2 separate regions of the Homo sapiens genome follow, and region 1 is linked to region 2. Evidence: chromatin contacts called from ENCODE Hi-C or POLR2A ChIA-PET data. All regions are on one chromosome and are shown on one strand. Each heading gives the region's core, a stretch centred on a gene start or an enhancer-like site at or near the end of the contact. The rest is flanking DNA. Distances are from core to core; before and after follow the strand shown.

Region 1 (2,700 bases), core at 156-2,655, 200 kb before region 2:
CCGGATGAGTGTGCCAGGCTTCTCTGCTGCCGGTTCCTCTCCCCATGAACTCACTACTCCTCTAAGAACTTTCAGTGGCTCCCCACTGCCTACGAAATCTAGTCCTAATCCTGACCTGTAATGTTTCCCTCACAGGGAAAAGGCTGATTCAAAGGGAAGGGCCGCAGGGGGCCCAGCACTGTGTCCCCAAATCTTAAGGACTTCTCACAGCACCCTAAGACACTGGCTCTGAAAGGTCCACTTGCCAGATGCAGACACTGAGGCTCAGAGCAGCAATGTGTCCAAGGCCACCAGAGTCTGAGCTGTGGCCACCCCATGGCAGGGGCTTGGCTGCTCAGGTGCCTGGTCTTCCCTGCTGCTGACAAGCTTTCAGCTCGCCCAGGAGCTCAAGGTGGCCCCCGGATCTGTCTTAACCCATCCAATGTCACAACGACTCTGGTCTTTCCCCGTGGTGCCCTGACCCCTCTGCTTGGCCCCCTTTAAGACACAGTTGATTCCCTAAGCTGCTACCCCTGCTGATACTGAGGTGGGCTTGGGCTTACTTGGGGAGGTGGGTCATGGGTCAGAGAGCACCCACCAGGAGGGAGGAAGAGGATGGGGTTGGGAGGGTGGTGGGACAGCCTGCCCCTCAGCACAGCCCCATCCCTGCTTCTGGCCCAGCTCCCTGAGCAGAGCTGAGAGACGGAGGCATGCTCCGTCGCCCGGCTTCTGGGAGATGAGAGAAGGGGCTCCTTTCCAGGCAGACAGGGGTGGATGGGGAGGTTTTGTGTTATCACCCCCCAAGCCTGGCTGTCTTCACAGGGCACACATTCAACCCACCCCAAACCCTTTATCCCATGGGATGCTCATTGCTGGGCAGAGCGTCTGCCTCTCCCTGTTTTTCTACAGATGAGACCCAGAGTGGCTGAGTGACTTGCCCAGGTGCACCAGCAGGTTGGTGGAGGATCCCAGACCAAGAGCCCCAGCCTCCTGGCTCCCAGGCCTAGTCCCACTGTGAGGTTTCTCCTGCTAGGTCCCCAAGGGTCACAGGCTTTGTCTGAGAGGAGATAAGTCATTAGCATGTGTGGGGGGTGCAGGACGGGCGTGGGCCCAGAGCTGCCACCACGGGGAGGCCCAGGGAGGGGGTCAGCGCAGGCCAGAGGCAGGGCGGCCCGAGGTCGGGCTTCCTTTCTCAAGAGGGCAGGATTCCTGGCAGCAGCTCTCATGGGAAATAGGAGAAGTGCCAGCCGTAGAGAATACGGGGTGGGGCAAAGGTGGTGTCTGGGCAGGGCTTCCTGTTGGGTGGGCGGGTGGCCACTCGCCGAGGCCTAGTGACCTGCACGGCTGCGGCCCGGGGCCAGGCCAGGGTTGGGTTTCGCCTCATCCCTGGCTCAGGCCCAGGCCACCCTGAGCCCCATCCTCCAGCCCCGCCCTGGCTTCCTGTCCCACTGGCCCCACCCAGCCCAGGGGAGAGGGAGGGCCGAGCAAGCCTCCTCAGAAGCACCAATGCTTTCTGGGGGCTGGAGTGGGCAGGCCACGCTGGCCTGCTTAGTGGCCTTTGGCCTCTTACCTCTAGGCCTCCCACCGTTCATTTTCCAGTGTGAGGCCTCGACAAAAGTGCTGCTGGGTTTTCTTCCCAGGAGGGCACACTTCAGACACAGCTGAGCGGGGGCCCCTGATTGAATCCCTGCCTTTCCAAGTCAGCAGACAGCAGTGTCCCCTGGGAGAAGTCATGCCCAAGAGACCAGGATGAGAGGAAGAGTGAACCAAGGCCAAGTTCAGGCTTCGAATGCAGAACTTCCTGGAGGGCGAGCTCTTGCAGAAGGCGTGCCACCCCACGGGGCCACGCAGCCCCACATGAGGACAACGTGATGTCAACCACAGGCACAGCGCCTAGAGAAAGACCCCTTCACCCCACCCTGACTTGGCATGCCTGAACCCCTGAAGTGTCTGGAGGAGTCTGGGTGGGAGGGGAGCTTGGCCCAGGGGCTGCAAGGCTACCCATGGCCTCCAGGTGAATCCAGCCCATTCCCTGTGGCCTCAGGAACTGGAGGCTCACCTGTCCACAGGTTGGGGGTATGGTGGGAGTGCAGAGGTTGGCAGCCCGACCCAGTGAGGGCAGAGATCTGAACAGAGGCCCTCAGCCCTCTCCAGTCCCCTCTCCTGCCCATTCATGCTCTCCCAGGGCAGAGGGACTCAGAAAGCAAATAGGCCAGAGAGCAAGGAGGACTCTTCCAGCTGGCCGACAGCCCACCAGGGACAAAAGCCTCTTGGCTTAGTGCTGGGGATGAACACAGATGGGAGGGGGTGTGGGCCTGCCTGGGGCCCAGCCTTGCTCGAGATTACCCCAGGGACAGGGACAGAGATAGGGACAGAGCAGGGATCCAGGTCTCCTGCCTGTACCAAAGGCAGCCCAAGGGCCTCCTCATGAAGGCAAACTCACAGCAGTCCCTCCTGGCTCCGGGAGCTCCTGAGTGGTGAGAAGGTGGGTCAGCCCAGCTTAGGCAGGAACTGACTTTAGCCACACCCTGGCTGCCAGCGCAGGCCACTGATGACTTGTCCAGATTACCCCAATCAAACAGGCCCTGGCGGGGCCACGTACAGACCCAGCTTGATGCTCTGCCTGCAGGGAGGAAAGCCCGGGAGGGACTCAATTGGAAACTGCCAAGGGCCTAAAGTCTGTGGCCCTAAGACAAGCAGGGTGGAAGACAGAAGTCAGCG
Region 2 (2,700 bases), core at 176-2,675:
GTTCACAAGATTGCCCCCGGAGAGAATCCAGCAGCAGCAGGCTCCTTCACAGGCATCTTAGGCCCTTCTCTCTTGCTCGGCCCAGCCCTCCCTTCCAGCTCACCTTCTTGTTCCTCTTGTCCTCCTCCACACGGGCCGCTCCACACCATGCATCCTTCCCAGACCCCTCTTCGCTAGACCCCTGACTAGCTTCTCCTAAGGCCATCCCCCAACCCACCCACTTGACAGACACTTATATTTCCTTCAAGCTCATCCTAAATGCCGTCTGCTCTGCCGAGGGGGTCAGGGAAAGCATGGCGGAGATGGTGGTTTTCCCTGCCCCACCACAGGACGTAATCATCTAACAGCCCCTCGGACACAACTCAGCTGAGGGTGTCGTGTGTTGTGATGTGTTTTCCTCCTAGAGCATGAGGTTTGGGCTCTGCTCCTCACTGCCTGCTCCCAGGGCCTGGCACAGTGCTCAGGGAGTGTCCGTGGGAGGGTTTGAAGCTGCTCTGGCCGCCGTTGTGTGTCTGCAGTTTTCAGGGCTGAGCCTCACTCAGTCTACCAGGGGCTGCAAGGTGTTGCCTCCCTGGGCGTGGTCGACATTAGGGCTGGTCAAATATTCCAATTGGCTCTCTCTTCTTCTGGGCACATGGTGGGATCACCATTCCCTGCCCCTTCTGAGGGGTGTGGCATGTGATTTGTTCTGGCCAATGAAAGGACAGCAGAATCAAAGAGGGTTACTGCTGAGTGGAGGCTCTAGGGGCAGAGTATTACTTGCCATGTTTCTTCCCCTGCCTTGAGGATTATGGAAGCACGCAGTGGGACGGAGCCTCTGGCAGCCCACATGCCGCAGAGACCCTGCCAGCCTAGATCTGACCTGTACCGTGAATGAGAAATTGACATTTGCTTTGTTAAGCCGCTGAGATTTGAGGGCTGGCTGTTCCTGCAGCAAAACCTAGTCCATCCTGACTGACCCAAGAGACCATGCAGGTGACAAGTATAAGAAGGAGTGGGTTTCAGGTAAGGCATGAATAGGAATGAGGGTGGGGATGGGTGTGTCTTGCTAAAGACTGCACATCCTACCCAAAGACATTCAAATGCATCACTTTTAAAAACACCACACTAGCTCAATAACACCCATCTGCCAGTGACTCAGATTGGGCCAAAGACCACAGCTGACTCTCTCTTCTGTGGGTCTAGGGATGGAGGGCAAGGGCGTGGGCATCAGTGTGAATCCTCCCCACAGTGTGAAGACTTACTCTAGGTGGTGCATACAGGTAGTGCCCGAGCTCTTCTCCCAGTTTGCAGGTGTGATGGCAGAGGGACACATCAGCTCTTCTCTCCGGATGCCCAGGCCCACAGCCAGGGCTGGCTGACTCTCAAGGACTCCCCCAGGCCCTGGAAGGCAAGCCACTGGCTGATGATAAATTCTGTGTTGGGTCAGAGTGGGAGCCCTGACCTCCCTTGAGACCTTGTGGGGAGCTTCCTCCCAGCTCCGGTCTCCTCGGCCTGTCTTCGAGGCTGCCCGGAAGCTGTCTCCCTGTGATTAATGAGCATTTCCCCTCCCTCGGGCCCATGTTGGGGGACGGATGGGATGTGGCTTTGGCTGTTGTGGGTAGTGCTGGGGATTGGGGAGCCTTGGAGCGTGGGCTGCAGCTGTTTACTTGGCAGGGCCTCACTTGCAGATGTGAGGCTGCAGGGTGGGTAGAGAAGCTGAGGGGTGGGGTAGAACCCAACGAGAAGCCAGGACCACTGCCTCTCCTCAGGAAGAGCCTGTGTGCTCCTGGAGAAGGACTCACACTCACTGCCCCACGTTCAGAACCCTGGTTCTCAGAACCTGCCCCCTGATGGTGGCCCGGCTGCCTCCAGCTGTCTCCAAGTGTTGGTCAAGTTTCTTGCCCCAGGCTCTCCTGGATGCTCAGCCGAAGGCCTCTCTTACTCAAGCCAGTGTGGTTTTGGTTTTGGGGCTGAAGCAGCATTGGGCTCCGGCCCAGCTCCAATTATCTTGGGCAGTAGAATTTGGGGCTGGGAGAGGTCAGGCGTGGAAGAGTTCTTAGCTAATGGAAAGATGGAACTGTGGGCTCCTCCCTGCGTAGCTCATCTCAGGGGATGGGGCAGGCCCTGCTTCTTCCTAGAGTGCAGCCATGGGTTTCCAGGATGTGAGCTCAGCAACTCTGGGTGGGGGTCCTTTTCCCACCCCATCTGACACATTTTCTGTCCCTTGTCCAGAGGGACCTGCCAGGTCTTTTTCAACCTAGAACAAAAAATTGTAGAGGATGCAATCAGGAGAAGCTTCTCAAGTCACTGGCTGAATGTGTTGAGATTAGAGTAGAGAGGGCATTCAATATACTCTGTCAGTGGTGAATAGTTTTGTGCTTATTGACATGAATAATTCATCCATTCCTTCTTCTTCCATCCTTCCAACCTCATCCATCCCTCTATTAATTTATCTATCCTCCAATCAAGCCATCTATCCATCCGTCCGTCCATCCGTCCATCCATCCATCCATCCATCCATCCATCCATCCATCCCCATGATCATCTAGGTGAGTACTTGCTCTGGGCCAGACCTTGTGTCAGTTGCTAGGATACAGTGATAAATAGTTCATGATCCCTGCCCTGAAAGTGTTCTCAGTCTGGTGACCAGCTATTCAAATAAACACCGGCATCTCCTCAGCAATATCATGCTGTAGTGAATGTGAAAGTTGTTTCATG

The links. A loop is a pair of places that touch in the nucleus more often than their neighbours do. ChIA-PET counts read pairs that join two places held with the same protein, here RNA polymerase II (POLR2A). Pooled maps may share reads with other maps.
Region 1: a loop to region 2 is called in a pooled map, with 1.9 times the contacts of the local background. The contact joins two enhancer-like sites. A Hi-C loop is called at or near these places in 1 of 168 maps with a recorded cell type or tissue (thyroid gland) and 1 of 50 pooled maps. POLR2A ChIA-PET finds 5 or more read pairs at or near these places in 2 of 52 experiments (HepG2 and OCI-LY7).

Annotation. Positions count from the first base shown.
Region 1 is chr10:79,148,801-79,151,500 of GRCh38, reverse strand. The region is part of intron 3 of ZMIZ1 (zinc finger MIZ-type containing 1); the gene reads right to left. Among named protein-coding and RNA genes, the nearest start is that of ZMIZ1, 81 kb to the right of the region's middle. RefSeq lists silencers at 1,299-1,378, 1,439-1,498. Within about 2 kb of position 1,405, at least 37 of the 41 ENCODE cell types and tissues checked have a DNase peak (open chromatin) inside an H3K27ac peak, as active enhancers do.
Region 2 is chr10:78,952,141-78,954,840 of GRCh38, reverse strand. The region is part of intron 8 of ZMIZ1-AS1 (ZMIZ1 antisense RNA 1); the gene reads left to right. Among named protein-coding and RNA genes, the nearest start is that of ZMIZ1-AS1, 110 kb to the left of the region's middle. Within about 2 kb of position 1,425, at least 7 of the 41 ENCODE cell types and tissues checked have a DNase peak (open chromatin) inside an H3K27ac peak, as active enhancers do.